Linked DNA regions of Homo sapiens: region 2 is linked to region 1. The links are chromatin loops, found by intact Hi-C in ENCODE. Cell type or tissue: Caco-2. All regions are shown on one strand. Each heading gives the region's core, and the rest is flanking DNA. Links, peaks and the distances in the headings are about the cores only.

Region 1 (16,452 bases), core at 4,513-12,512:
AGGTGCTGGGATTGCAGGCGTGAGCCACTGCGCCCTGTCAACTTTTCCTCATTTCTAATACAAGCATTTAGTGCTATAAATTTTCCTCCTAGCACTGCATTGAATGCATCCTCCATATTTTAATATGTGACTTTAAAATTTTCATTCAGCTCTATGTATTTTAAAATGTCATTTGATACTTCTTTTTTGACCCATGGGTAATATTGAAGTGTGTTGTTTAATTTTCATTTATTTAGAGATTTTGTTATTGCCTGTTATTGATTTTTAATTGATTCCATTATGGTCAGAAAATATACTCTATATTATTTCAGGTTTTTAAATTTGTAAGGTTTGTTTTATGTCCCAGAATATGATCTATCATGGGAATATGAAAAAACTGTGTTTTCCACTGTTGCTGGCAGACTGTTCTATATATATATCAATTAGAACTTGGTTGATTGTGTTGTTTATATCTTCTATATCTTTGCTAATTTTCTATCTAGTAGTTCTATTAGTTTCTGAAACGTGGGTGTTGATGTCCTCAACTAAATGCAGATGTATCTACTTCTCCTTTCTACTCTATCAGTTTTTGCTTCATGTGTTTTGAAGCCTGTTGCTTGGTGTGTGCACACTTAGGCTTATCTCTTCCTGATTAATTGACCCTTTATTCTTATGTTCATGATAGGAACAATGGACACCTCTTGTCTGTAGTAATTTTATTTTCTCTAAAGCCTGTTTTACCATATATTAATATAGATACTCCTTCTTTATATTATTAATTTTTGTATGTATATCTATTTCCATCCTTTTATTTTCAACCAACTATGTCATTGAACTAGAAGTAAATTTCTTATAAGTGGCATATAGTTGGGTCATGGTTTTTATTCACTCTCCAATCTCTGTTGATGGGTATATTCAAACCACTAGCTTATAAGGTAATTATTGATATATTAGTGCTTAGGCCAACCATTTTATTATTTGTTTTCTTTGGTTCTTGTTCCTGCTTTGCTTTTCTTGGTTTCTGGTGGGTTACTTAAATATTTAAATACTTAAATAAATTCATCTTAATTGATTTATAGTGTTGTTGAATGTATATCTGTGTATAGTTTTTATAGTGGTTGTTTTGTATATTACATTAGACATACGTGACTTATTGCAGTCTATTGGTATCATTTAACCACCTTGAATGAAGTGTAGACACATTACTTCTATTTAGGTCCCTTACCTTCCCCATTAAAAAAAAATCTTTGTCTTGAGTATCAGTGTTTTTTTCAATCAAAAATGTATTTATAAAACTCATTAAAAACAGAAAAGTCTTATATATGTCCCATATTTCTTATCTTTCCTTCATTTCTTCTTCTTTCCTGATACTCCAACATTTCTCCTTTTATCATTTACTTTGTGTTTGAAGAACTTCCTTTAGTCAATCTTTAAGGGCAGGTGTGCAACAAATTACAGGTTTAGGATTTAAGTTTGGAGGATAGGAGTTGTATTAGTTTATTCTCATATTGCTATAAAGAAATACCAGAGACTGGATAATTTATAAAGAAAAGAGGTTTAATTGGTTAATGGTTCTGCAGGCTGTGCAGGAATTATGATGCTGGCATCTGCTTGGCTTCTGGGGAGGCCTCAGGAAACTCACAATCATAGTGGAAGGTGAAGAGGGAGCTGGCACTTCACAAGGCCAGAGCAGAAGGAAAAGAGAAGTGGGAAATGCCACACACTTTTAAACAACTAGATTTTGAGATCACTCATTCACTTTCACTATGACAGTACCAAAAGGGATGGTGTTAAACCAAAACCACCCCCATGATCCAATCACCTCCCACCAGGCCCCACTTCCAACATTAGAGATTACAATTCTACATGAGATTTGGTGGGGACACAGATCCATACCATGTCAAGAGGCTTCTGAGGCTTCTTTTTAAAATTTCTGTCATTTTTTTCTTGGTATAGTTTTTGCCTTGTGGCTAGTTTTAATGTATGCTGATCTAGTTTGCCTTTATAAAGATGTTTAATTTAAAATAAGTTTTTCCAAGTACTATTTTTGTTTTTTTGTTTTTTTTTTTTGCATCTTGGTTAGATGATCCAGTCCTACCTATATGGGCCCAGGACATCAAAACATTTAATTTTGACTATACCACTCTGATTAATTTTATCTCATTAAGACATAAATTGCAAAACTTTGAGCTATGGTGACCTGGCCCCAGAAAGATGTAATTAAGACACCTTTAGGAAAATAAGCAACCATACCATAGACTGGGAAAATATATTGGCAATCTGGACATGGATCCATATTTAAAGAGCTTCTACAAATACCCAATAAAAACACATAACCTAAATTTTAAAAATGGGCAAAAGATTTGAATACACACTTCACAAAAGAAGATATATGAGTGACCATTAAACACTTGAAAAGTTTTCAACATTAGTTGTCACAGAAGCAGAAATGAAAATCACAATGAGTTACCATTTCAGACCCACTAGAAAGGCTAAAATGCAAAAGACAACACCAAATGTTGGCAGGGCTGTGGAGTCAGTGGAAGTTGTAGGTAGTACGGGTGGAAATGAAAATGGTAGAAACACTGTGGAAAACTATGTGGAAGTTTCTTATAAAGTTAAGCATATACTTACCCTGTGATCCGTCAATCCCCCTAATCGTTCATTCATAATCAATCCTTAGCACTCACATGTTTTCCCTGCCCCCATATTTTCTCTGCTCTTTATTTTACTATTCTCAGGTTTCTTCTATTCTCTCATTTTCTATCTTCAATGGATTCTTTCAAACTAACCATAAAAGACTCATTTCTTCCACATTCATTCTAGGTGGTATATATGTGATGCCAAAATTATAATCATCATAATAATTTAGGATTAAATATCTATTTTGCCAAAATAAGATGGCAATTATTTTCAGGATGATGGCTATAGATGTTAGTTATGTGTCAAAGGTAACAATGAAAATGGAACATAAACCAATATAAGAAAGACAGTATTTGGATTTTAAATTTTGTTTCATGGACAAATAACACAACATTCTTTAACAATAGATCAAAAATCACATCATAGTCATTTGAAAAGTTCATTTATTATATACCAATATACACTTTCTGTAATAAAAAAGAAGCCTCCCAATACATTGAGCCATCTTATAAATGAAATAAGAAAATAAAATTTTCATCTGTTTACAAATGGGGTTAAATTAATCAGCACAAGCTATCATATGTATGTCTGCCCTGCAGTATATATGAATTTTAATCCTGGTTATGAAGAAAAAAATGGTGCTTTATTATTTGGCACTATAGGATGCTCTTGAACATTCAGAAGATACCTTTTTCCACTTTTTATTTTTGTATACTTTTTAGATGAGTGAAAATGTAAATATATCCTAAAGATGCTATTTGGCAGATTTTTTTCAAATAATAGTAGCTCAAAAGTACGTGTATGATACTTGTACTTCATAATTGGCTTTACTAAAATATAAAATACACAAGTGATCTTACTATGATTTGAAAAAAAGGTAGTGAACTCCAGAAGTTTTAGGCTGTGAGTAGGAATTTTTAAATCCATTTTATGTAAGTTTGTTATAGAAGTGAGCAAGAATGATCGTGTGCATTTCTTCGTAGTGTTAGCACTTATACTTTTACAGAGAACCACTCAACACTGTATTAAATGGCCAATGAATGTCAGCAAACACCTGTGTGAGCTAAACTGAACTAAATCCTATTTTAGATATGCTAAATTAAAAGAACAACTTTAGTATGATAAAAATTTGCAAAAAGAAACTTATTTTCTTGTAGATCATCCTATTATTGTAAATATTGAAGAAGAGCATTGCCAAACTATATATAACTTAGGTTTCAAATTTAAATTATCCCCAGACATTTGTAGACAGATACATATGAATGGATTTTCGAGCCCACCAACTTAATTCCCTGCCCCCACCCCCAATAATATAAATGCTTTGACTGTGAAGAAAGAAAACTACACATGTAAAAAATAAAAATCAAATGTACCTTACATTAACATTCTGATGACTACAGAATAAGATTATATACATAAACATATAGCAAATCACAGTTTCCTGCACTGAATGTTTATCAAATAAAAATGTATCAAACAATACTGGGTAGTGTATCTCCACGATTGTGGTCTTCTAAAAATTCTGAATGAGGATGGAAGACGAGAGGGAGAGCATTGTTCAATGACAAAAGTATGACAAGAGGATTTAGGAATAACATGAAAAAGCAGATGCTTTCTAGAACAGGCAGTTTAGCTATAAGCATTATTTTTGTTGTTGCTCTATGATTGAAATAAAGCCCCTCTCTATATTTAGTGTTTTAACATTTAAATATAGATGTTTTAACATTTACAAAAATCTATTGAATATAGAAGTCACAACTCAATGTCACAAACAGGGTGGGCAAAATATTATTTTGCTGTTGACAATAAGATGCTCTAGACTGGTGTTTGACCATTCATGTACCTTACAGAAACAGAAACAGTTCCTAAGACATGCCTTTTGCCTCTGTTAGTAAACAGACCAGAGACTTTGGTGCAAGACTGAGAGAAGACATTAAATGGTGATAGCTTTGCCACCAGGGCATTTTTGTTTGATGTTCTGAGAATGCAAATGTTTGGTACTTTTTTAGGGGGTGCAGGATGAGGAGACGGCAGGGGAAAGAGTACTATCTGATGATTGTTACATGCAGTTACCCTTATTCTGCTCGTAAAGCAGCAAAAATACACCTTCATCATCTCACACTGCTCTAGCAAAACCTGGGTAGAAATGTGCACCACAGGTTTTATTTTAAACACATACACAACCATCCTTGACAAAAACAGTGATTTTCCTCTTCTGCAGGTGCCTGGTGATATTACTGGTAAACGTCTTTGGAATCTTCCTGTTATTTCCTATGAATAACATTCCAATCAAGATAATTCAAATATCTTTTGGAGTATAACTTGTAACCATTTCCAATAGAAAAAGAAAGTATTTTTCCTTGTGTTAGTGATGCTTGGAATTTGGAGGATCATAAATCCAGTCAATTATAATGAGTGCCATGCTTCCAATCATGAAGAATATTCCAACCACAAGGAAAATTAAAGCCTGTAATTCAGAGAGACTCTGTTAGGAGCACAGAAACCATACTTAGTACAATTTGTTTTTTAGTTGTTTACATAATATGGCAATCTGATCTATATATTGAGCCATATTATTCTTAATATCTCAGATGCCCAGGCCTAACCTATCAGTCAATTTAGAATCCTAGTTGAAGAAAGAAGAGGAATACAGTGGAGAGATACAACCTACAGGTTCAACAATGGAGTAATAGTTAATTGATTTAGTACACCAAGATGATGGAATACCCTGTGATTATTAAAAATCAAGGGACAGAAAAAGATTCAATAATCTAGAGAATGCTTACAATCTTTTAGGTGAAAAAGAGCAGGTTAAAAAAGAATAGCATATATGATATGATTCTAATTTTATAAAGCAAACAAAACCAAAAGCTTAATAGATGTTGCAACAAAAAGTGTATATATGTGTGTGTGTGTGTGTGCATACATATAATATACACACACATATATAAGGATATATGTACATACCTACATATAAAATACTTCAGCATTTTAACACCAGAAGAGGCCTTACATTTTATCACATACTTAAACCTCCTAATCCTACATATAAGAAAGCAGCAACTAAACATTTTTCACTAGAATGGGTCTAGGAGATAATTGTACTCATTTCACAATTGGTCAAACTGAAAATAGGTCACAAACAGGACAAGTAATTTGCCAAGGTCACACTGCTGTAAAAATCCAAGCAAGACGGACTACATAGAGTTAAAATTTGGGAGCAAGCTGCTGGGTGGACCTTTTGATACCAAATTATCCTGAAGTCCCCAGAACATCCCAAAGGTAAATGACTTCAAGGTAAAAATTCAGAGTAATTCAGTAAGAAATATTCTTTTCAAGCCTTAACATGACTTTATTAAGGAGTGAAAGATAATATTTCCTTATTGGAAAAACAATTATTTCTAGCATTTGTTTCTATAGTAGTCTTATGGAAAAGAAATATGTACTCTCTAATTTAATAAGACTGTATTTTGTATCTAAAGAGGTTAACAGAACGATGAATGGTTCTGTTCTGGATCTTAGTCCACACCAGGGACAACAGGTACTATGGAAGGGAAAACAAAAGCAACATCTTTCCTTTGGCTTTGCAAACCTAACAACCATGACCAAAATATTTAAATTATTCCATAACACCGCTAGGGAGCCTAATTCCTTCTTGCATGATTTTCCACGGATAGCACAACAGCAGCTTGGTATTGGACACTGCTATTTGCCTGAAGCATATGTGTCTGTGGGAAAGGCTACTACTATTTGACATGTATGACAGACTCAACACAGGATATTTGATATTTGAAGTAGAATCATTTGAGTTTCAGAAATATGTCCCCTTTCTCTGCTACCAGAAAGTTCTAGCCCAGTTTTGATTTTTGGTTCTTGTACATTGATTCATTTTTCTGAACTATGTGTATTTTCTAGTTTATTCTAAGTAGTTGGAAGAACAACTAATAATGGGGGAAATTGCAAGGTTTACTTACCCCGACCTTTTGGGGTGACCTAAAAGTTTCTTTCTTGACAAGTTTAAGATAAAAAACTGCTGGAAGAATAAAAATCAGCATAGTGGCAGAAGAAGCCCCTGAGAAGACAAACACAGGGCAAGGTCAATGTCTTACCCAGCAGTTCCTAGCAAAGGAGATGCCAGCACACACTTTAAATAAACCAAATATAAAGCTATCCTATACTTAGCACTAAAAACACACACTTAAGTCACATAAGCTCATCTTGGTTATTTATTCATAGAAGATATGTTTATAGAGACAATTAAAATGTACCTAACATCAAAGCTGCATAAGTATATGCAACATATAATAAGCAACAAAAGGCTGAATTTAACACAAATTTACAGGGGATTAGTAATATAAATACATACTAAGGTGGCTGAACTCATGACACACCCTATCCACCTCTTACTTTGCAAGTGACCTACCCATGGTTCTTTTAAAGTTTTAGATTGTGTTTAAAGTTTAAGTAAACCCTCAATGAGTAGAATGAAAATTAATAGACCATGCAGTTATGGGGAAATACTAATAATACACTTTATATAATCAACCTCCTATTCCTCTGAAGATACCTTTCAATGTTCAGCTGATACTCGTAGTATCAGAGAGCTTCTGGCAGGTAAAATCTATCTTCCTCTTTTCCTGATGGTGGAGCTAATACCTAAGTCCAAATCCTGGGTCCACACCAAGGTATATGACTTGACTTTTATAGGGGTCAGTTTCCTCATCTATCAGAAAAAGCAGCTTGACTAAATGACCTATAAGGTGGCTCCCAATGTCAGTTAGGAGGAAGAGACAGTGAGCAGCTCAATCACCAGAGCCTCTCAGGGATAAAGGGAATCCATGAGCCTGAGAAAGAACGGGGATCTGGATGACCCAGCACTGGTTCCCTGTCCATCATTTAATGAGGCGTGAGTTTGGGTTGACCAAATTGAAGCCTTTCTGAAACTCACCTATGAATCCGAAGATGTATTTTATAGTTGGCACAAGGATGACCAGAACATTATTAAGTGCAATAAGCACAGCTGCAATCAGGAAATGTCGTATCCAGCTGAAGGGTCGTTTGGGAAATAACAGTGTGATCACTGATGTACGAATCTTAAACAAGAAAGTTCAAAGGCAAGATCATTTCTTTGTTTTTGACTTTATCTATTACTTCAAATATTCTCATCACTCTAATGCATTTTCTTTCCTTTTCTTTTTTCCCAGAAAAGATGTTGATGCTTTTTTCAATTTTTTTATTATTATAAAACATACATAACATAGAATTTACCATCTTAACCATTTTTAAGTGTACAGTTCAGTGGTATTAAGCATAGTCATTTCGGTCAACAACAGACCACATATAAGACAGTGATACCCTAAGGTTGTAATACTGTATTTTTACAGTAGCTTTTCTACGTTTGGAGACACAAATACTTACCATTATGTTACAGGTACCTCCACTATTCAGTACAGTAACATGCTGTACAGGTTTGTAGCCTAGGAGTACTAGGCTATGCCATATAGCCTTAGTGTATAGTAGGCTCCACCAATTAGGCTGCAAGTACAATCTATGGTGTTTGCACAATGACAAAATTGCCTAAAGATGCATTTCTCAGAATATGTCCACATTTGTAAGCAACACATGACTGTACATTCATCTTGTGCAGTCTTGATGCTAACTTTTGATATTTGAAATGGAGTGTCATTTTTTCCTTGGCCTATTTTATAAGACAATATTTTATGCTTTCACTTTCTTAGTTTTCAGAATTTATTGTTAAAAATAATCTCGGTCAGAAAGAGATAACAGGCAAGACACATAATTAAGAAACATAGTAAAACCCTTGTTGATCACAAAACATGTCTCATCAGACTGGATGAGACATTAAGGGCAAGCACTGAATTGATTTACACAAGATTGTGAAAGGAATTTTTATGAATCTAGGTTTTCCTTAATTTTGCATGGTATTTAACATTTTAAAATAAAATTTTAAAATGGTATTTTAAAATTTTGACGTTTTTGTGTTTGCTCCTTCCTCTTTCTCTCCTTTTTAGCTCTCCCTATCAATAGATTGTAAATCTATGAAAGGCAAGGAACAGGACCTAATAATCTAAACATTCCTCAGACTTTCTAGCTTAGTGTTGTGCACACAGCAGGCACTGAATAAAAGCTTAAATTAAATTGAATAGTAGGAATCTTATCCTTCCCTTCAGGATCCTTGACAGATTTCAGCCCTATTTTAGCAGCTGAAATAAGTAGGCGAAGGGTCAAGAGAGCCTCAGTTTGCAGCAGCTGCTCAAGTTACGCTGCTGTAACTGGATAAAGATCCCTGTGGGCAGAGGGAGGGAGTGACATTTGTGTTTGTACAGCTTGACAAAGTTGAAAACACTCTTATCTTTGGAATCTTTTAGAGGACACTTTTTGGACTTAGTGGAATTACTCTATCAGCTTTCCAATAAGTGAATACTTCGGTTAAGCTAGGAGTTCACATTTTTGGAAATGCTGTGATTGATGTTCACTTTAAAATTTTAGTTCTGAAGTCACTTAAGGTGCAGAGATGGGAACTCATTTAAAAGAGAGAAAATGTAAAATATATTTTGAAACATGTATGAATGACAAAAAATTCAAGCTAAATAGCTTGCAGTTTCTCATGTGACATTCCTTTCATACCACTCCACCAAAAATTAAGGCCATCTGTTTAGGCTGAAAAGGCAATTTCATTTCTAGAATGACAAACCAGATAGTCTCTGGAAATAGTTTAAGAATAACTTTGTAAAGGATTTTAAAAATTGGATTAGTGAACATTATGAAACTCATTCTGAAAAGGAAACTGAGGAAAGCAAATGGTGTGATATTGTTTTCCTCAGCAGCCTATAATTCTACATTATGATCTGCAATTAGTGCTTATTCAATATTGTCAAAACTGGTCCAATTAGTAGGCTTACGAATAAGCTTTTTATGGTATATACATAGTGCCAGAGGACTTAATTTGTTTCACAGTGTTAAACAGAATAAATAAGTATGAGATATAGGCTCATTTTCAGAGAATAGTCACAGTTTGTTTTTTAGTCACTTGTTAAAAAGGTGCATTCAAGTCAATAAGCTGAGTTAGAGTGAGTTAGAGGCAGTCCTATATGTCCAGGGCCTCTGAATGTGAAAGCAGTCTCCTGGCTCCCAGAAAGATTAACATTTGGCCTAATGATATGAGATCACAGAAAGTTTATGGCAATAATAGGTAGAACGGTTGGAGTAAATGCAAAAGCTTCTTCCTCTTTCTGAATAAGGAATAGGAAAATTCCAAACAGAACTGAAGGTGGTTTCCAGTGCATTCCTGAAGAGAGCAACAGAGCAAAGAGGGAGGGAGGTACTAGGCTTGTGGTGGTGGTGGAAAAGATCAGGAAGGAAACTTGCTGGTCATTCCATGTTAAAGTGCCTCCCTGAGTAGTGAGCCTAGGACCAAAAGCCCCCAGCAGTTCTGTTTACCTTTGCTAGGGCAGACCACTGGCTGATTCCCACCAAGCCTCATCTGCTCTTCCACTTAGCTATGTGCCTTTTTCTTTACTGACACAAGTCGCTAGGAACCTGGAAATGTGGGTCAGATGCTGTGGGTCAGGGAGGTCCCCAGCACCATCCAGGGCCTCTGACCCACAATGATTCCATTAAGGTTCTATGCAGCTCTAGAGACAACATCTGTTATTTCCAGAGAAAGAGTCCTGAACAGGAGCCTGTTAGGGGGTGCTGTATTCTGATGCAGGGGCCCAATGTGAAGGTCAAAAATGTGGAGGCACAGGAGGAAGTGAGAGTCTTAGTTCTAACTCTTAAAAAAAAAAAAAAAGCCTCTCCCATTGTTTAGACGTAGCTCACACTTTGATTTTGCAGGTTTGCTTAAGGCAAGGATGTTGGAAAACCTACGAATCACTGCTCCACTGCAGTTGATAGCAATATACGCTGCATTTCTATGTTGATATCTATATACACTTCAAAACAGGAGATCTGAAGGCAACATAAGTGAAAAGACTGATTTTAATTATAAGATGAAATACAAGTAGCTAGGGATCTTTTTTCAAAGGCATGGCAGGTGAAATTTTCATCTGTGTGTTCATTATATATCCATTAGGATTATTTGGTTTCTTGTTCTTTATGGAAATATGGAAACTTTACTGCATAAAGGGAAGCATAAGCTGAAAATGACATGATCAGTCCTCTGGAAGGAGGTGCCATTCCATAACTGATACCCCACCCACTACTAAGAGAGAAAGAAATGTTGGGCTGCTAGTGAAAACACTACCTTAATTCATTTCATTTATTCACTTGTTCAACAAATACTACAAGCAGTTACTATGCACCTTTTACTAAAAAGGAAAAAACTAACCTGATTGGAAAAAAGAAAGATAATAAATGAAGTAGAGAAAAACAAACCCCAGTCATATCTTCTCAAGCTCCTAAGAAAGAGAGCCCAGTTACCATGTTGAAAGAAGGAGAACACAAAATAATGCCTAAAGCTGATAGATTTTAATTCAGATTAGGTTTTGTTAGTTTTATTATTAATGTGTGGAGATATCAAGGCAAGTAAATAAACTTACTGGTGAAGAGTTCCTTAAATGAAATAAACTGTCAGGAGAACCATGCTGTGAGTCAGCATTTGACACATTGAAAATCTGAGCCCTAAGTTATACGAAATAAACAAGCAAAAGCGCCAATAACAACTTTTATCATTTTAGTAAAGAAAAAAAATTGAATTTAGCTTCAGAGGACTTGATTGAGATCCACTCACGGAAGTGACCACTCTCTGTCACCTTCTCTGTGTATCCTTCATGTATAGGGAGGTTTGGTTCATTTAGCCCAGATCCTCAACCCAGCTGAATTCGTAGCACATGTCACCAAGGGAAAGAGTGTCTATGCTTTTGCTAGAAAAGGCAGTTTATACATTTCAAGACAAAGCAAGATTCATTTGAAGACCATTTTTCTTCCCAAGCACGACGGAGCTCACCCTCTGTGCCAGTCACTGTGCACATCACCAAGTCCCAGGGACTTATGACTCTGTGGGGCAGTGGAGCACTTACACAGATTATATAAATGTAACATTGCAAGGGTGAGGACAGGATAATGTGCAAAATGTTTCATAAATGCTAATGTTGAGTGGAAATACATAATGAAGGACAGCAGTTAGTCATTTTTCTGAACTCTGGTTCTTATGGTCAATTTTGGTTCTAATGGCATCTAATGTTTACACACTATTGCTGTTCCTGATGGTCAGATTTATATCAGTGCTTTATTTCTCACATAGGGTAAGAATTTCTAAGGGGAGATTTGGATTTTCCATGCTGAGGTGAAATGTTCATCAGTAAATGACTTTTACTTCCCATGACAATAATTGCAGCCCTCAGTGTTGGGCTATGAGCTGCACTAGTTGAACTGTTACCAGCTGTCTGTGTGACGATGGCCAATTCTGGCAATCCCTTAAAACCATGGCTTGAAAACACTATATGAATATGAATAAAGCAATACAGAAGCACATCACAGATTTCTTATGCTTTGATTCTACAATGATGTGAATGCTTACACTGTGCCAAAATTTAGTGAGTGATTTTTTTACACATAAAAAGAAGGGCTCCAGATATCCTTTTCTCAGTGAAGTTGTTTGCCTGGCAATTTTACCCTATCGTATACCTTCTGTTTATAGTTGTCTTCTGTCTTGTACCCAAGACGGAGCTGATTTTAGGCTAAAGCTATGTGTATGTCATCTGAAATACTTTCAGATATATTAGAGGCAAGACATGATTTAAGAGTAAAATATTAGCCACCATAGTAGTACGGATCTGATTTCATGCACTCATGAAAAAGGAATGTGCCAAAATATATTTCAGCACACAAGCTGCATTTAAAGTGACCACAGTGTCATTATAGAAATAGTCTTCATATGCAAGCCCTGTATGGAACATTATGTCCAGGACAGTGCTGGTTACTGTGTCACTTATTTTTTTCCCCCTCAAATGAATGAGTAAATTCAGTGTTTATGAAACAGGAGCTGGCAGGAGGGTGAAGACCTGTGTTTATCCTTAGGTGGTGGTTTTAACTCACACAGCCCAAATCTTCACTACCAGCTCTGCTCTGGGATCTCAGAACAAACTGACACCAATGACAAATGCCAGGGAGGGGTGACCTGGTGTGAGTCTGGCAGAGGCCATGTGTGAGAGAGATATGTGATAGATAGCATAACTGTTTTTTGAAAAATTTTTTTCTGGTATATAATTTACTTAACATGAATCCCCTTTTCATTAGCCTTCAAGGCATCAGGTTAAAAAAGGCAACTTTTGTATATTATTGCAGCACAACAAACTGGAAAAAAAATGAAATGCCTTCAAAACTGTGATGAAATTTAATAAGATTTGAAAGTTAATATGGTTTTGGCTTTCAAGGTTCCAAAGTTATATGAACTCCTACTCAGTTTTACTAATCCACAAGACAGAAGCTCCAGCTCCACTTTTCAACTTTGAGTTTAAAAATAAGTTTTATGATTTTTTTCCTACACTATAAAAATACCACCTGAAACTACTTGCTCTATCTACACATTAAATGGCCAATTTTAAGTGACTCAAAATGCTATAGGAAAATAATATCCTCAGGCATTGCAATTGCAAACTCACCCTATAATTAAATCAAAATGAAGGTAGAACACATGTACTAATTTATGGGGTCAAGTAGGTTTCTTTCATCAAAGTCTTATGTACTTACTGGGAAGAGGACAATGGGCACAGTTAGTGTTACTGCCACAAGGACTGCCAGGCGAACCATGAGAAGAGGGATGTCTAATGTATACACTTTGCTGTAGGCATGAAGTAATTCATCTTCAACTTCTCCTACAACAGGAAAAAGAGAATGAAACCGCTTGGTGTTGTCAAATCAGCACAGGTCACTTATGGCAACATTTTATAGAGAGAACACAGAACAGAGGAAAAGACCTAGGCCTGGGAATCCAGGCACCTCTGGTCTTGCCTCTGAGCTCATTAGCTATGCAACCTTCATTCAAATGAACAAAGAGGTCCTGAAGCTGATAACGTTGCAGAAGGTATAATACAAAATAAAGAGCCTCTCAAGCTCATTTACATTGTGATAAATCTATCTCCGCTGTACAGAAGCAATTACAAATCAGACAGAGACCAAGGTGCTCTTGTTGAAGGGGATGAGAGACCCAAGCCCCACATATTGTCTCTCCCAGCCTACCACCTCCCCTGTCCCTACCTGCGCAGCCACTCCTGATGCAGGTTACAAACCCAGTGTGTAAACTCTAGGATGAATGATTGCTACCATTTTTTCAAGCTCAACAACTATGACTCCATCACCACACTAAAACAGATATTTTTGGGCTCTTTCAAGTTTTTGCTTGTCTTATGAAACTCATTAAAATAAGTATAAGTAACATGCAGGGATAAATTAGTATAATTTTTAGATGGTCTCCCAGTGGGTACTACTCTAAGACGAAGATGCAGCCCTACTTGAAAACACCTTCATTCAGGACTCCAAGCACAAATAACAAGAAAATATCTATGGAATCAAGCGTAGTTGGATTTTCACCTCAAGATCAGACAAAAAGGAGTGAAAATACCTTCAGTAGTATTGACCTCGTCATTCATTATTTCACAACCGGCAAAAAGTTAATGCCCAATCTAAAGCACATGTTTGGTTAATAGTCAAATATTAGTCAAATAGAAAAAAAACCTAAGCAAATGGTGGCCTACTCCTGAATCTTTTCCTCCACAATTTGTCATACATGCAATTCAATTTACCAAGTCAGTAAGAAAAAAATTAAGTTAAAAACTTTAAAAGGAGGTTTATACAAAAATATATTTATATTGATACACTGATTCATGTAAACATATGCTACCAGGTCAATATGTGATTCCATGAAATCTGTTTATGTGGCCACACTTCATGGAAGGAGTACAATCCTACTCCCTTTGTGAACTGTTAAGATGCCAGAGAGGAAATGTTGCAGGCATAATCTAATGTGGCCATAGTCACTTTTTTTTGGTGGTGCATTCTTAGATTGAAGGAAATTCTGTCATGTCCTCTTTCTTAGGAAATCATTTAGTATAACAAAATAGAATGGGATATGTCAGAAATTTTACCTAAAGTCCCAAGCTCCCAGATTTGACTTGACTGGTAAAGAGGAGGCAAATTCAAACTTGAGGACCTGGCAGTTTCCCTGCTATTTGTGTGGCAGGTAATAATTCCATCAAAGGAGCTTTATCACATGCAAGTGGATTCATTCTCATCACTTGTAGCCTGAGTTGGACTATGGAGTCTAGCCAGAGAAATATCATCTATCCCTAGAGGAAAATAATTTTGTTTGAGGGATATTTTTTATAAAATAGGTGTTAATTCACAAATTCTTGTAACTTGTTAGCCAGGCTGAATCAGGCCCCATTTCCTCAGGTCAAGTGACAAAACTAAAATAGTATATTAATTGAATATGTGTCATCTATAGAGCATGCTTATAGAAGGCAATTTTTAAAAATCATACCTACCCAGGTCAAGGACCAGCCTAACAAGGATTTGCATATAGAGAATGACTTTCAGAGTGACCTACCATAGAAGGTTAGGTAACCAAAGAGGGCGGCAAGCAGGTACATGACAAGCATCCCCGTGATGGAAATATTTGACACCGTTTGCATTTTTCTCCGGGACCGACTGGAAAAAGAAAGAACACCAAGCTTTGTTTTTTAAACTTACAAAAAAAAATCACTTTTCAAAATGAAAATAATAATAAAAAAGTATATCTATATTGCTCATCATGAAGACATATTTAGTACATAAACTTATAGCTGATTTAAATTTGTCTTAGAGAGCTAATGAGGATTCATTTCCATTTTTCTTAAACACTAGTCCTTCAGTCTTAAAAACAATCATTTCCCTAGAAGAGGAACAGTCTATTTCACGTAGGTCAGTAAGCTTGCCCACTGAATAAGAATATAATTAACATAAAGATCAAACAGGCTCCTAACATAGAAAGCTTTTGCATTTCATAATGAGATGACTTTAGATGAGGAAAAGAACCTAGTAGAGTCAGCAAAGTACTACTGCCAGGAGTCCAGACTACCTGAAAAGCTTCTGAAAACCATTCTAGAAGGAACCTGGCTGCCAAAGATCAATTGTCAGGCTTCTGGAGTAACTGCTACATGTAATTTTCAAAGTAAATCAAAGACATCAAAATACTTGAAAGTGTTCTGAAATTTTTTATGAGGTAAATCAGAATTTATGGGGAAAGTTTTGCTATTTAGTGAGAATGAAGACTGAGGTTACTGATGTCTAGATTAAAGAAGTTGAGAATTATTATATAATACCCTCCCTTAAAGGAAAGAGGAAAACAGCTATAATGAGTTCATATCCTTTGTTCCCAAGCAAATATCAACAACTTCAAAGGGAAAAGAATACAAATGAACCATAGACCATCAGCTGGAAGAAACAAGATTTTCTAGCCAGTGACTCTATTGTACAAATAAGACAACAAAGGACAGATATTGACACATCTCTTGTAATGAATGTGTTCTAGACAAGGGTTAGGTGCTGACTATAAATGACATCACTGGCTTATCGAGGCTGCCCCTAACCATAAGTTTTGGTCGTCATGGGTGTTTTCATTTCTAGTCCAGCTGACATCGTTTCTTCCGAACAAAATTCAAATTTAAATTCCCAACACCTGCCAAAATTATTACAACCATCGACTCCTTGTCCACCTGCCATGAACCCCTCCCCTGAACCATTATGGTGGAGAGAAAGGAGAGAAAGAAGATAAGGTAGTGCTGTGGTGGGCTGATTCCCACCTTTCTGATTAAAGCATGTTACTGAGGA
Region 2 (16,452 bases), core at 5,261-13,260, 55 kb after region 1:
GGTCTTAATTCCTCCAGCACTGCTGCAACATCTGTTAACTGTAGTCTGACATTTAATAAAATATATGGACTTGCCATAGCAATGTCTGCAACACAAAGAGTATACGTGTTTCTAAGATAAAGAAAACTTTTTCTTTTAAAGAAACATACAAAAATATGTTAGTGATAGGCACCAATGAGATATTCTGCAAAATGGAAATGTGTATAGCAGCAATATTTTAATATGAGACCATAGAATACTTCTAAACCCTTAGAAAATTTCTAAGTTACTTATTATTATTACTTTACAAAAGGAATCTTAAAGGGTAATATTTGGATGCATAATATTGACTCTGGCAAAAAACACAAAACCATACATGTAAGAATTTGGGGTCATGACTGTCACTTTAGAAAAAGCATAATACATAAATATAATGTCTTTGTTTTCTTTTGCCTGACACTTTCTGTATGTCTGAAGTATAATTTGTGAAAAGTGAACCTCAAAAAACTTTAAAAAACAGACAAAAAACATTCTATACCTATTTCTAAAGTATATGCATAAAACGTTGCTTCAACTTCTATAGAAATAAAAATACGGGCAGCTGATTAGGCCTTCTTTCGGCCTCAATCAGCATATTTGGTGGCCTAAACCTTATAGGGAATTTGAAGCCTACCACACTTGACTGTTTCCCCATTTTCCCTATTTAGAAGGTGTGCACTCATTTATTTTTGCTCAGTTAATTCTAGTGGAGAATAAAGGAGTAATAAAAAATGTATTCACATGGCTACTGAACGGTTTTCTAAATTTTTTTGCAAAACAAAATATTTATAATGGTAGAAACTCAGAAATATATGCATATATATTAGTCTTACTGAGAGAATTACAAAGGGGCACCAAATGGGCTTTTAATTTCAATTCTGATGAAAAATTCAGAAAGTAACTATGTAGGAAGTAACAGCTCAGAGGTATTGGGAGATCTTGGCATAGAATAACCTCTTACCCAGTTGAGGGAATCAAATTCCTGAAAAGTCCATGACCGGAAAATTTCAGGTAGAGTAGCTTAATAGCTTAAGGGGAAGATATGGTTTATGCAGTTGGGGCCAGGCTTGTGTATATCTGTAAAACATTTTCACACAAATAAAAGTAAAAAAAAATCACCAATGATATTTTTACATAGTTTTAAGTGGCAATAATAAATACAATTAAATTTTGAGTTCCCACCTTTTGCTCACTAAAAAAGTTTCTAGAGTGGTTCTGTACAAGAGTTCCAACAACAGCAAACTCATACGACTTTGTTGTAGATAAACACATACCAGAGGAAATGTTTGGCCTTTTTCTATCAAGACATCCAATGCCTTTTTGATTTTATGGATTAGAGGAATTGTCTCCTGCTTGCTAACTCCCAGTGTTGGTTCAGGAACAGGACTCACTAGATGCTTGACAGGGAGAAACTTCTGATAACTTTAATTGACCTACTAGGTCTAGATGAGTAGATATTTCTCAAGCTTGTTCCTCTGCCTCTCAAAGCAGAGGTTTTTAACCTGGTGCACGAAAACGATATCACAAGGTACAAATTGCCAACCCTTCTTGCACTTATTGTTGCTCCCTCCCCTGAAACCAAAACCCAGTTCTAAGGCCTTACCTGAAGCCCCAGGAGCCTCTTATGTCTTCTAAGCCTTTGGACAAAAGGATCTCCTCTCACTGTGCTTCCATTTATATTCCCTTTCTATCAGTGAGCCCCTGGGTCTTACTCTTTTTCTCTTAATTATTCTTAATCAGACTGACTGGGATTTGCATATATGATGTTAAATTCATGCAACTTCCTAAAAGATACATTGAAGCAAATTCATACTATGATTTTTGCATAGCTGACTGCAGTTAAAATTAATTCCTATTAGTAAAATTACTTAGATATACTAATAAAGTAATAGAAAATTATTATTAATAAAGGTTATATGTTCTTTAAAAATATTTTCTAGTATAGGTGAATTGAGTAAACATAAAGTGTTAAATTTGCTTATTTTTTCAAGAGTTGAATAGAATAAAGAGAAATAATACAAAAGTGAGAAGATGACAGGTTTTTGTAAAAGTTTGCTTTTGACTTTCATCTTGGGAAAATAAGACCTGCATGTTCATCTGTCATTGTAGTAGGGAGAACATGTAAGTGTGACCTTCATAATCCATGCTAGCATTTGTTTGTTATGAGATAATCCAATGGTTTGTGTCTTGCTGTCACTCATCTTCTGGGAGTATTCTGTAAACTATTGGTAGGTTACAGGGGCATGTCAGTGAGTTCTGCCACACTAGAGTCTTAAGAGAAGCAGCTTAGACAAAACCTATGAACCACCTTTATATGAGTCATATTTTCATTCATCCCAAACCAGTTCCCTATTTTATTTAAATATTATTTATATGCTGATTATTTTAGCTAAATCAGATTTGCAGAATGAGAAAAGCAAGTAAATTGTTCCTTAAACATGATTTTTCATGATCCTTGGCAAAAGTGTTATAATCTAGACCCCAAAGTGAAAGGTCTGATTACTTAGTTTTGGTAATATAGTACAACTCATTTTTACTTCTTTATTATGAAAAAATTTAAATTTAAACATAAGTAGATGGAATAATATAAGGAACCCTCAGCTGGCATTATCCAATATCAACTGTGGCCAATCATTACATCTAAACCACTGTGCCCCCTCTCCCATTATTTTAAGGTAAATCCCAGATACATAATTGCATAATAAATATTTCTATGTATATCAGTAATAGAAAAATACTTTTAAAATGTAGCCATGTGGGACAATTTTAAAAATCAAAACAACACTTAGTGTTTACTGGTTATATCTTGCAATCTTACAGAAAGTTGAGCAAGTGCCTCTGGGTGAGTAGACCAGTACATTTTGAAACCTGATTGAAAGGACACTTCAGACAGGCTGAGTTCTTTCAGGAAGAAATGTTAGGTAAATCATGGGTATTAAAGTGGAATTGATCAAAATTAGGCAACATATAGCCTGGAGGATCCTCAGGGCAACAGAAGAAGAAATGACAATTTGCAATTTAAAAAAAAGGGAATCAATTTTATGAGGGTTAGATTGAAGAAGGCAGAATTTTGGAGTTTGAGAATGACATTTTAAAAGTCATGTAAATCAACACAATTCAGAATATGGGTAATTCTGTAAGACAACTAGATTTCATCATCAAATAAAACGTAAGATGTGGAAAAAAGACATGAGAAGTTATTAACTCTGAGGACTGAAAGAGACTTAAAAGACTTATCAACCAATGAGAGTGAGAACCCTGTTTGGATTCTGATTCAAACTAACTAAGGGGAGGGAGGGGGAGAGAGAGAGAGAGAATATGAGAAATAAATGAACACTGCATGAATAATTGATAATATTAAGAAAATGTTGGTTTGATGAATATGCTAATTACCCAGATTTGATCATTACACATTATATATATGTATCAATATATCATTCTGTACCAATTATTAAATACCAATTAAAAATTAAAATAAGAAAATAAATGTTGGTTATATTTAAGATGTGATGATATTTTAGTTATTCTTAAAGAGTTCTTTTCTTTTTGAGATACATAGTGATCATTCATGGATCAGATTATATGATGACTTAGATCGTCTTGGAAATAATTTAGTAATGATTGTGGTGGGGTAGCAGAGGAGAAAAGATGTGAGTATAGATAAACTACAACAGACAAGTATTGATTATTGTTGAAACCAAGTGAAGCTGGAGATTCATTACACTATTCTCTGTACTTGGGAATGTTGAAAAATTTCCCAATTGAAAAGATTTGTTTAAATTTCCTAGTTTGGAACTACTACACATAGTTTTCTTGATAGTTCCCTCGAAAGTTTGAAAGAAGATACTACAAATTCTTTCAGTCAACCAGAAGTATTAATTAACTAGCACTCTTGAGTTGTGCCATTATAGATGAAATTTATAATGATGACTCCGAGGCACTCTGAAACATTGAAAAGTTAAATTATGTGCAACAAAATTTTGATTTTAAAGTGGGCCTCACTGTGTTGTTTTAACAGCTTTATTGAGGTATGACTGATATAAAACAAATTATACATACTTAATGTATACAACGATGAGATTGGACATGTCTATACACTTGTGAAACTGTCACCATGGTCAATGTAATAGATATATCCATCACCTTCAAAAGTTTCTTTGTGTCCTTTTGTTTAGTTTTGTTTGAGATAAGAACACTTAACATGAAATCTACCCTATTAACAACACTTTCGTGCCTAACGATAGGCATTATGCTATACAGCAGATCTCTAGAACTAACTCATCTTGCATAATTAAAACTTTATGCCAATTTAAGAGCAACTCTCCATTCCCCACTTCTTCCAGCCCCTGGTAACCACCATTCTATTCTCTGCTTCTGAGTTTGACTACTCTAGCTACTTCATATAATTGGAGTCATGCAGGATTTGTCCTTCTGTGACTGGCTTATTTCACTTAGCATATTGTTCTCCAGGTTCATCCATGTTGTCACAAATAGCAGGATTTCTTTCTTTATCAAGGCTGGGTAATATTTCATTTTATGTATATACCACGTTTTCTTTATCTATTCATCTGTCCATGGACATTTGGGTTGTTTCCATAACTTGGCTATTGTGAATAGCGCAGCAATGAACATAGGAGTGCAGGTATCGCTCTGAGATTTTGATTTCAATTCTTTTGGATATATACCCAGAAAGTGGGATTGTAGGATCATATAGTAGTTCTATTTTTCATTTTTTAGGAACCTCCATACTGTTTTCCATATTGCCTGTACTAATTTATATCCGCACCAACAGTGTACAAGTGTTCCCTTTTCTCCATATGTTTGCTAACATTTGTTATCTTTTGTGTTTTTGATAATAGCCGTCCTAATGTGTGTGTGGTGATATTTCATTGTGATTTTAATTTGCATGTCCTGATGATTACTGATGTTGAGCATCTTTTCATATACCTGTTGGCCATTCGTATGTCTTTTTGAATAAATGTCTATTCAAGTCCTTCGATCCTTTTTTAAATCATGTTATTTGTTATGTAGGTGTTCCTTATATATTTTGGATATTAATTTCATCAGATACATGGTTTGCAAATACTTTCTCCCATTCCGCAGGTTGCCTTTTCATTCTATTGATTATTTCCTTCGCTGTGCAGAAGCCTTTTAGTTTGATGTAGTACTGCGTGTCTATTTTTGCTTTTTTGCCTGTGCTTTTGGTGTCATATCCAATAAATCACTGCTAAGACCAATGTTAAAAAGTTTTTCCCTATGTTTTATCCTAGGAGTTTTACAGTTTCAAGTCTTACATTCAAGTTTTTAATCCATTTTTAGTTTTTTGTTGTTTATGATGTAAGATAAAGGTCCAATTTCATTCTTTTGCATGTGGATATACAGTTTTCCCAACACCATTTGTTGAAGAGGCTATGTTTTCCCTATTGTGTGTTCTTGGGACCCTTGTTGAAGATCAGTTGGCCATATATGTGTGGGCTTACTTCTGGGCTCTCTATGCCATTCTATTGATCTATCACTCTCTTTATGCCAATACCATACAGCTTTTGTTGTCTTGTTTGTTTTTTGGTACCATATTTTTTCAGTTACTATAGCTTTGTAATATATTTTGAAATCAGGAAGTATGATGGCTCCAGCTTTGTTCTTTAATAAAATCACTTTGGCTATTTTGAGTCTTTCATGGTTCCATATAAATTTTATGATTATTTTTCCTATTTCTGTAAAAAATGCCATTGGGATTTTGATGAGGACAGCATCGAATTTGTAGCTCACTGTGGATAGTATGGGCATTTTAACGATGTTAAGTCTTCCATTCCATTAACCCAAGATGTGTTCCCATTTATTTTCTGCTTTAATTTCTTTCATTTACCTTTTATAGTTTTCAGTACATAGGACTTTTACCTCTTTAATTACGTTCATTCCTTAGGAATGTTACTATAAACGTGATTGTTTTGTTAATTTCCTGACAGAATAGTTCATTGTCAACATATAGAAATCTAACTGATTTTGTATGTTGATTTTGTATCCTGCAACTTTACTGAATTTGCTTACTAGATTCAAGAGTTTATTGTGGGGTCTTTAGGATTCTTCTACATGTAAGATCATGAAATGTATGCATATGAAATGTGCATGTATGCACCACACCCCTTAATTCGCTTTTTTGACATCTTTGGGAGGGTGTTATTTTGACACACACGTACACATAGGGTTCCAATCACTTAACAAAGGGTAATTATTTAAGATACAGTCACAGGAATAGAATAAAGCTAGAATCTCTTACCAAAAATAAAATCTGTGCCAAACATACATATTTTTATGAGACCTAAGATGGGAAGACTCCTTCTATTTGTTTCTGTCTCAGTGGGTGGGTAACTGGAGATTCTGTCTTCCTAGTTGATAGGCATAAAGGGACCCTACCCCTTCTTATGACAGCAATTAGGGTTGAGAGACAACTTACTCAAAGACCAAAGCTAATAAGGTCCTGGCATGATAGCTGAGCCAAAACTCACAACCCACTGTCTAACTTCTGAGCCCAGCTCCTAAGACAGTCCATCACCACTGGGCACCTACTTTATGTTGAACATGATTCAAAAGATAGGATCCCTGTCTCCAAGACACGTGGAAATGAACTGGAGAGCTGAGGCAAATAGAGTAGGTTTTGTATAGGAAGAATGGTGTGACTTCAGAGACAGAAGAGTGGATTCCAGGCAGGGGACATGGGATCAGAAGTTTGACCTTGGAAACAACAAACAAGAGTCTACTTCAGCTAAAATAGAATGTTTGTATAGAGTTTGGCTGAGGTTGATCTTGACTACCAGATTAAGAAGTTTAAACTTTAAGGAATTTTGGTATAAAGAATAATGGAAAGCATTATATTTGGTTTAATTCTTCAATGTGGGTACCATGATAATATTATGAAATAGTTTTAAAGTAATTATGCAACATACACAGTTTAACATATAGTTTAAAAGTAATTATACAATGCACATAAGGCATTTCTATTTTACTTTTCTTTCAAAAACTGCATTACTTCCCTTCAAAGAAAAAGCTTTAAAAAATCAGAAAACAACCCTCCCATCACCCTGTAAAAAACAATGCCTGCAATGTTGAGCATCATAGTCAATATATTTACATTTCTTATCACACCTTCCTAATGACTGTCATCATTAGTCAAATAAGTAAACAGTATAAGAGCGGTATGCAAAATTCAGTGGGTCTTTTGTTTGGTCTCGTGACTTACAGAGAAGTGTTCATTCCCTCAAGTTTATAGGATTAAATTATCTGCCCTGCCCACACACACAGGAGATATGACCCAGAAGAACAGCCTGCAAAGCAATGTGAGATATCTAATGTTTACTTAAAATAAAATACATTATAAAGACAGCACAAATGATTCTATTCCATTTCAAAAGACTCAGAAAAGCAGATCTACCTATAAAAAGAGTTATAAATTATTTTAGCTGTGATGTTTCTTCATGTTGAGACTTTGGAACCACCATTGCCAGCTACACTCCATCCTTTCCCAAGATTTAGGACAAGGAATATTTTTCTGGTAACAGAAATCATTAAAACAGAGACTCAGGGCAATGCATTCAGTTAAACTCAAGTCTAGTCAGGGCTCCAGACTGACTGTTTCGTTCTGTGAATTGACAATATGTCTCTGAAATTCCAGAATGTGAAATTCCGAAACCTCAACGGGATATTTACAAATGCTTTCAGATAGTAGTGGATATTTTGTTCTCTTCTCTCTTTGGAGGTGGGAGGAATTCTTCAATGGGTACGGGCTGAAGGGAGGGATTTAGCCTAAGCCTTCCAGGTACTATTCAGAAGTGATGCATTTCCCTTGGCTAGTTACAGCCTCCAGTTTCAAGGTTTCTCATGCTTGTGAGCATGCAGATAAAGAATAACATTTCATTTTAAAACCTGATTTGAAGGGACCTCTGGGAGACCTCCTCCCAGCAGCAGATGAGGTGGAGGTGAAAGTAGTGTAACACTGACAGTCTCTGAACCTGAACATCTGCCCTTGATAGTTGCCCTTGGGCTAAAGATGCTGTTTTGGGCTCTGGGTGACCCCTGTCAAACCCAATAGCTACTCACTGTCATTTCCAGCCATGCCACTGTCCCTCAGTTGGCAGTATGTGTCTGAGCATAGATAGGCAGGGAACTTCCGATTGCAGAGGCATTGTTTTGATTCATTTCAAGAACTCTGAAATGTCTTAACTAAGGTAAAGTAACAGATTACTGTACCAATGTAAAAATTTTAAAAGGTACTAGATTTTATACCTTATTGTCTAAGTACATACTTTTTTTCTGTCCTGTTCCTTTTCTCCTTTCCAATCCTCCAGTGTTTTAAATGAAGATGGAGTGTATACATCCTTTTGCCCTAACACAAACAAATGTCATTTTGAAAATAAAAATATTCACATTTCGTCCTCACACTTTTCACCTCTTCAAGTGCCCTCAAGTACCTCCTTAATCCCACTGAAGTTCCAAGTTTCACTGATTTAAAAAGCAAAGGAAAATGTGCAGCACTAGATAGAGTCAAACAACTGGAATGCTACTTAGCATGAAAAACGACCAAACTATCCATCTACTCAATAACTTGCATGGATCTCAAGAGCATCAAGTTGAGTGTAAAAAGAAAAAAACTCAGTCTCAAAAAGATCACATGCAGTATGATTCCATTTATATAATAGTTTCAGAACGATGAAAATATAGAGATGGAAAACAAGTGGTTGCCGGGGTAGCGAGGAGCAGGTGGAGATAATGATAAAGAGGTGGAACAAGGGAGATCTTATGCAAGATACAGGTGGAAGTTCTGCATCTTGACAGGCCTATAGTGGGTCAGATTGCACAAATCTACACATGTGGCAAAATGGCATAGAAACTATACACACATTATTCCAATGTCAGCTTCCTGGGTTTAATATTATACTAAAGTGTGTCAGATGTAACCACTGGAGGAAACCAGGTGAAAGGTTTAGGTGGCCTCTCTGTGCAACTGGATGCAAATATATAATTACTTTAATATACAAAGTTTAAATGTCAGCTTCCTGGGTTTAATATTGTACTAAAGTGTGTCAGGTGTAACCACTGGAGGAAACCAGGTGAAAGGTTTAGGTGGCCTCTCTGTGCAACTGGATGCGAACCTATAATTACTTTAATATACGAAGTTTAAATGTCAGCTTCCTGGGTTTAATATTGTACTAAAGTGTGTCAGATGTAACCCCTGGAGGAAACCAGGTGAAAGGTTTAGGTGGCCTCTCTGTGCAACTGGATGCAAATTTATAATTACTTTAATATACAAAGTTTATATATATATATATATTCCTTACAGATGCCTCTGTACAGAAAGAATAATGAAATATAGCATAGTGGCACATGCCAAAAATGTGTCAGATACCTTCTTTAAAGCATACTGTTACTAAAGAATTACTAAAGTATTGCTTCAAAAGATAAGAAGGAATAAAACAGTAATGACTGCATTCTCAGGACTGCAATAAAATAGCTCTGTTTTCCAGTGTTCTCAACCTTTGGATTGCTTTTCAGGCATTCACAAAGCAAAGTGGGAAACACGAACCCTTTTAGTTAGATCCCTTTAACAATAGAGGTCAGTTTGGTCATACGGTTTTAAAGAATACTCTGCATCCTTGAAACACATTCCTCCCATTTGGAAAAATTCCAGAAACAAGACTATAGCCTGAATAGCACTATCTAGCATGCACGAAACGCTTCTTAAAAGCAAGGACTGCCACAGCCTCTCTTCTTAATGAATCCCTCCCACCCACCTCGTTTTTCAGTGCTTTGCAGTATGTCTTTTTCTCTTTCCCCTTCCACGTTCGTCTCACCCACTCTCCTGGACCCTCTAACCAAGTTGCCACGCAAAAGCAGCAAGCAAACCTGTGTGAGTGGGGTGTCCCGAGGCGGCAGCCTCCCGCGATCCTCCGTGCACGCCACCACCCGGCTCATGCTCCAGGCGCTGCGCACACCCCAGTGGCCGCCCAGGACGTGCGGTCACTGGAGAGCCCCCAGCCACGCCCCTAGATGCTGCTGGGCGGCCTGCAGGAGTACCAACATTGCAGACAGAACAGCGACCTATCCCGCCGTAAGCCAAAGTTGCCTGTTGGTAAATTGCGTCTTTTTTCTTTTTCTTCAACATCTTTATAGTACCGCGAGTGTACCCAGTGTTATTAAATTATGCCAAAACAAAGAGCAAAGTCCCTGCCCTTAGGAGTATGCAGTGTAAAATGAATAAATGACGCAAGGCAAAATGACAGGACAAACACAGGGTGGGTAGAAAGAGTTACGAGTGAAAGGGAAGGTAGAAACAATAAGACTTTCACTGGACCAAAACATGGAAAGGCTGTTAGGGCCCCAAATCTTCATAGCAGATTATAGAAATGAAGAATTGCGATAATATCTATAGTAGCAATCCTATTTTATTGAGTGTTTACGTGCCATGCAGTATCATCATCACAATAATTCTATACCATAGCTGTTGTTTTAAAAAGTGCCAGATATGATTCTAAATGTTTTACAAATATTCACTAATTTGATCCTCCTAAAATCCCTGTGAGGTTGGAACTATTATTTTCCCCATTTCAGAGATGAGTGAAGCAATAAAGTGGACTGACTTGCTCAAGGTAACTCAGGCAAAAAGTGGGAGAGCCAAAATTGGAACCCAGGAAGTTGGATGGTAGAGTCAAGATCTGAGCCCAGGAAGCCCAACTTTATGATGGCATTAGGATTCATATCCACATTACCTTGCCTACCAAGCTTATACTCTTAATCATGTGCAATCATGCAAATTAAGTAAACAATTTAAAAGTATTTGTATTGACTATAAACAATGCACAAAATCATTTTGCAAAGGCCTTTAGTAGGTCCATGAAAAAAATGTTTATTTGAAGAATATTTTCTGTCAAAAAACAGAAAGAAACATGTTTTCTTTCTTCCTTCATTCATTCAACAAACATGTACCAGTGTCTGTTTATACCAGGCACTGTGTTAGGCATCAGGGTGACAGTAGTGAACAAAAGAGACAAAATTGAGGGGAAACAAGGGAACTGAGATAATAGTCATTTTAATCATGAATACACATTAGATTTATTGGGAACAATAGGCAGAAATAGCCAACAAGAAATAATCATATACAGGGAATGACATTCTCTGGGCTGGACTGTCTGGCATGAGTATTATTTAGTTCTTTTTTCCATCTCCTCTCCTTTTTCCTTTGTTTTAGTTATGATAGAGGAAATCACGCTATCGAAAAACATTTCGTATGGACATTTGCTAACATTTCAAATAATGCTTTGGGTGGTAGAAGTAATTGAATTCCCTTCCTAATAACATTATGACCAAGAGTATTTTACAAGCATGGATATGGTAAAGAGGTATGCAGACCTCTGAGCTTGGAATAAAAACCTGGAATAATAGATCCTTACAAAACAAAAGTTGTCAAAGTCTGTTATGAAAACCCAGGATCTTGACTGGCATAAACATCTACTAAAAAGATAAAAGGATAGCATTTGTTACTGTCATTCAATTCCCTACATCACCTTTTAAAAATACATTTGTACTTCCTGACTCTGCTATAATATACTAAAATGAAAAATATAGCCATTAAAAACTAAAATCAGAAGAGAAATCCCCTCCACCTCTCCCCTCATAAAAGCATAGAAGAACATTTGTTTGGATTTTGTTGTATGTTTGTGTAAATTTTATCTATGCTAAAATAGAATATGCCCTTGAGAACCAGAAAAATAATTTGGTTTTCCCTCAAATGGAAAGATAAGACTTTGTTGTCTTATCTTTCCATTTGAGCACTGGTTTTAAATCCTAACATTAAAAGCAATCAAAAAAGCTGTATGCTTTCTATTATGGGGCCATAATAAAATAATAAAATGTATTGCTAATTCCTATGTTCAGTTACTTTGTTCTGTTAGCACAGGTAACTTTCAAAATTCAGGGGAGGGGCAGAGCTAAGGGACACTTGCAGAGAGAATGTGCAAGGATCTCCCTGACCACACCTCCCTCCCCAGCCTCCTCCCAAGCATTCTCTACTGACTAAGAGTACTGAACTCTTAAATTCCTGAACTGACTCCCTCCTTATCCTTTCTCAGTCTGGTCTCTCCACTGAGAGTCCTTTCCTCACATCCTCCAATTCTTTGCCTGGCTAACTTTTATTTCTACTTCAAAACCTTGCTCAGGTACCACCTGGTCTTGAAATGTTCTCTGACCCCTTTCCTAAGCCAGGTTCTCTGGTAGAGTATTCAAATCTGATTTTTCCTTTTTTTTATTTTTATTTTTGTTTGTTTTGTTGGTTGGTTGTTTGTTTGAGATGGAGTCTCGCTCCGTCGCCCAGGCTGGAGTGCAGTGGCATGATCTTGGCTCACTGCAACCTCTGCCTCCTGGGTTCAAGCAATTCTCCTGCCTTAGCCTCTCGAGTATCTGGGACTACAGGCGCACGTCACCACATCCAGCTAATTTTTGTAATTTTTAGTAGAGATGGTGTTTCACCATATTGGTCAGGCTGGTCTGGAACTCCTGACCTCAGGTGATCCACTCTCCTCAGCCTCCCAAAGAGCTGGGATTACAGGCATGAGCCACGGTGCCCAGCCTTTTCCCTGGTTTTTAATCATGCTGTATTGCAAATGTTTCCTTATCTATTCTTTCCTCCAGTAGACTCATTCATTGTTCCACAAATATTTCTTGAGCACCTGGTATTTGCCCAGCACTGTGCTAGGTGCTAGGAAGATAGGAATAAAAGAAACTCCCTAATATAGTTCTTTGAAGATAGTAACACTTGATAATTATTTATGGAATGAATGAGTGAAATTAGGTCATTATATACACAGTGGAAGAAAGAACTAAGAGACATGAAAGTGATTCTGTTTTTCCATTTCTCCTATCTCTCACACCATACTGTGTTATGTAACACATTTCTAACACCCTTGTTTCCTTAAGTTTTTGTTCTCCTCCCTCTGGTTGTCTTTATTTTACTGCTGTCTTTATTGCAACAAGCAGGAGCTTTTGCATAGGATGAATTTTATTCTAATATCAGCATTGTTACTTACTAGCTTTGTGACTCTTGGCTCTTTCCTTAACCTCTTCAATTTCCTGTCTGTAAAACAGAGATAACAAATACCTATAGAATAGAGTATCATGTGAAGATTAAATGAGATTCACATTAAAGGGCTTAGTATAAAGACTGGCTCTTAAAGCACCTTTCCTTTCACTTGTCCCTCCCCTACTTCTACCTCTTATCCTTCCTGCAGAACATCATCAGGGCAGTAGTGGCTTGCAAGATGATTTCAATTGATAGGTGGAAGCACATTTTTTAAAACTGTGTAATCATTTTGATATATTATTGTTTTGATGTATATAAAATATATAACAGCCTTTGATTTTTATAGAAATATTTGCTTTGGATATGTAAAAAGTAAAAAAAAAAAAAAGGAGGGTTAAGGTTCTAAAAATAGGATAAGGCAAAAAGAAAAAAACAACGTCCACAAGCTGTTATGTGTACATCACGAAGTCCACAAGCTGTTAAGTGTACTGTGATTGTCCTCACCACGTTTGTGCTGATAAACTGACATGGAACACAGGTACACTATTCCTTTCTCAAATGTCACTTATATAGAAAAAAGTCCAGTCCTAAGACTGCAAAGATTCAGAGAGTCCAGCTGCGTGATCATGTCTTTAGCTTGCTTGGAATAGGATTAGTCTGTAATAGAATAAGAAGTCAGCCCCAGGTCCTTAGAAGTCACCTGTCCAGCTCTGCCCTTGATAAAGAACAAAGAATTGTTCATTTACGTTTATGAACAATTAATGCCCAAGTAGAACTTCCAAAATATTTTGTGTTCTTCACACTGTGTATCTCCATTTTCTGATCTATAAAATGGGTATAATAATAGAATCTATCTCATAAGTTTGTTATGAAGGTCAAATGTTAACATAAAGGAAGTACTTAGAAACATATAATGTAAAAGTTCCTACATATGTGTGAGCCGGAATTACCATTAATCTAGTTCAGACCAGCCTCCAGCTTGCCTCCTGTCCCAGCAGCCTCCAAAAAAAGTTATTTATCTCTTTACACCACCAATCTTCCAGCCTTTTGTTGCTTTGTGATAAAATCAGCCTGATAAAAAGTTTCCTTTCTCTGGACACTGGTATTCAGAAATATGGAAAGATCAGATATTCTTTTCAATGTCTCTATTTTTACAGACTTCTACCCAAAACTTAGATTTTCTATAGATTTATTTGTTAGAATTTAAGAAATTCTCTCTCTCTCTCTCACACACACACACACACACACACACACACACACTCTTCTTGTGTTGCACAGGAAAGAGTTCACCAATTTCAGCGACTTTTTAGGAGACTTGCTTGTAGTGGGAACAACAACAAAATACAACATAGGCTGATTTCTCCCACCCCCTGCTAGGCCCTGGAAATTGAGATCTATGTGTAGGATGCTCTCTTTACAACATAACACATTTTAGCCCTAATGATTATGTCACAGCTACCCAGAAGCAAAAAAGGATGGCTGTAGGATAGCTAGAAATCGGGAACAGGCCATCCACTGTTGAAGCTCTGGCCTCTTTCCGCTTCCTTTAAGGTGAGAAACTGCCTGCCCACCCGCCCCCGTCCGCACAACTAAGTGGATAACCAAGCAGTGGGTCCTTTAGCCTTGGAGGATGGGGCTCTGGGCTAGGGAGAGTCTGCGGGAAGTGCCTGCCAGGATGGGCTTATTGCTCTAGAGCCACTCCTACTACCTTCACACTGTGCATTTAAGACCTCGGCATTTAATATCTCCCTGAGACAGGTAGAGATGCAGCTTTTACTCTGAGAAATAGACAAGCGCCAACCTGTCCCGGCCCTAGCCGGGAGATTCACAAGTGCTCAAGTTCACAAGTTTCACAAGTGCCCGCATCACTGCCTCCTGCACTCCTCTGCAAATGCCCTGGCACACCCGCGACCACGTATCCCTGAGTTTCCTAACTTAGTTCACCCCTTTTCCTCCAAGTCAGCAGCCCGGTGAGCATTCCAGGGTCAGTCCTGGTGCTCAAAGTAAGGGCAATCTTCCATCTCTGCCTGCTGGATCACAAAGAGGAGCTGGGAGATTCGCCGTTTTCCCCCACAACCGGCACCTGCCCTGGCCCAGAGCGCAGCGTCCACCTGTACCACCGCTAGATGAAGAGTACCTCACCGCGCGCTGCCTGGGCGCACAGCTGGTGTGCCGCGCTCGCCACCTCTCCTGGACTCAAGGGTGCTCCCGGCTTACGCTTCTCGGGGCTTCCCGGGTCCGGGTTCCCTCTCCCCCGTCTCACTTTCTTCCTTCATTCGCTCTTCTCTCAATTTTTCCTCCATCAGCTCTAACCTGTAATCAATTCCCGCCTTCTGCCCCTCCTCCCTAGGCTTCTCTTAGCTCGGTTGCCGCGACCCCACTATCCGTCCCCGTTCGCATTTCTGCACCGCCCTGCCCTTCACTCCAGCGCGCAGCAGGCCGGGCAATCCGACCGCGCGGTAAGCCGCCCTCGGAACCGCTGGCGCAGTTTTCAGACTCGCCCACCGCCCAGAGACCAGGGGCCCACATCCAGCTCTGCTCTCGCCTTCTCCCTTGAAAGAGACTCCTTGGGGGCTCCCCAGGTCAGAGTACCCCGCCCGGGGAATCATGCTGGTCTCTGGGGCGACCCAGCTATCAGAGACGACAGTTCTATTTTAAGCCTTCCACCCAGTGTCCCCGACCTGAGGACGCGGGCGCGGGTCCAGGGACTCGGGTAACACCTTGCCAGCAGGATCCCGGGCGGTCGCGGAGCCAGCTCCCGCGGGGGAAGTCGGGCCTCTCAGCCAGGCAGGCGGCGCGGCCACGGAACGCAGTCCCAATACAACCAACTCGAAATCCAACAGCCCAGGGAATCCCAGTGCGGGAGGCGGAGGTGCCCCATACCCCAGCCCTCCTGGAATAGGCTACCTTGGCACAACCGCTTCTCCTTGAAAAGAAGTCACACATGAGCCCGCCCAATCAGTCTCTTCCCTCCATGTGCCCTAGTTTACGTTATTTCTAGTCAACCGAATCATTAGCCTGCAATAACCCACCCAAAGCGTGAATGTTTGGAAAATAATAAGAATTAGGAACTATGAGCATGTCATGAAGAGCCCCAGACATAAGCCCCAGATGATTGAGAGACCGGGCTACACACGTGTGGATGTCCCCCGTGCATACACACAAGCACCCATCCGATAGGCTGGGATCCAGCTGCAAGTTTGGACACTGACAAGTCTCAAGTCTAACAGGAAATACAAAAAAAAATTCACTCACCCGCCTCTTTTACTACCCTTTCCAGACTGGGATTCAGGGAAAGTATCAGAAAGGGATGGATGGAGAGACCCTTCTTTCTTTTCTTTTCGCCTTTCTAAAGAGTGGAAATTTCC

What was found. Hi-C counts contacts between places; a loop is a spot of excess contacts. Peaks named below come from ENCODE experiments on the same cell type or tissue, not always from the same donor. Only the 100,000 strongest peaks of a DNase experiment are listed, where the experiment ranks them.
Region 2: a loop joins it to region 1, with 4 times the contacts of the local background. A loop is called at or near these places in 3 of 110 quality-filtered maps.

The regions. Positions count from the first base shown.
Region 1 is chr12:46,761,714-46,778,165 of GRCh38, forward strand. SLC38A4 (solute carrier family 38 member 4) reads right to left here. Exons shown (of 17, transcript NM_018018.5): 13 at 15,191-15,291; 14 at 13,336-13,460; 15 at 7,571-7,715; 16 at 6,597-6,694; 17 at 3,048-5,089. The coding sequence ends at 4,988. Among named protein-coding and RNA genes, the nearest start is that of SLC38A4, 56 kb to the right of the region's middle. In Caco-2, for the core only: no CTCF peak of the experiment used is centred there; a DNase peak (open chromatin) is centred at 8,908.
Region 2 is chr12:46,815,988-46,832,439 of GRCh38, forward strand. It overlaps SLC38A4 (solute carrier family 38 member 4), which reads right to left and starts at 10,010. Exons shown (of 17, transcript NM_018018.5): 1 at 9,916-10,010. RefSeq lists enhancers at 9,470-10,028, 10,029-10,586, 15,545-16,353. In Caco-2, for the core only: no CTCF peak of the experiment used is centred there; a DNase peak (open chromatin) is centred at 10,034; H3K4me3 peaks cover 891 bases.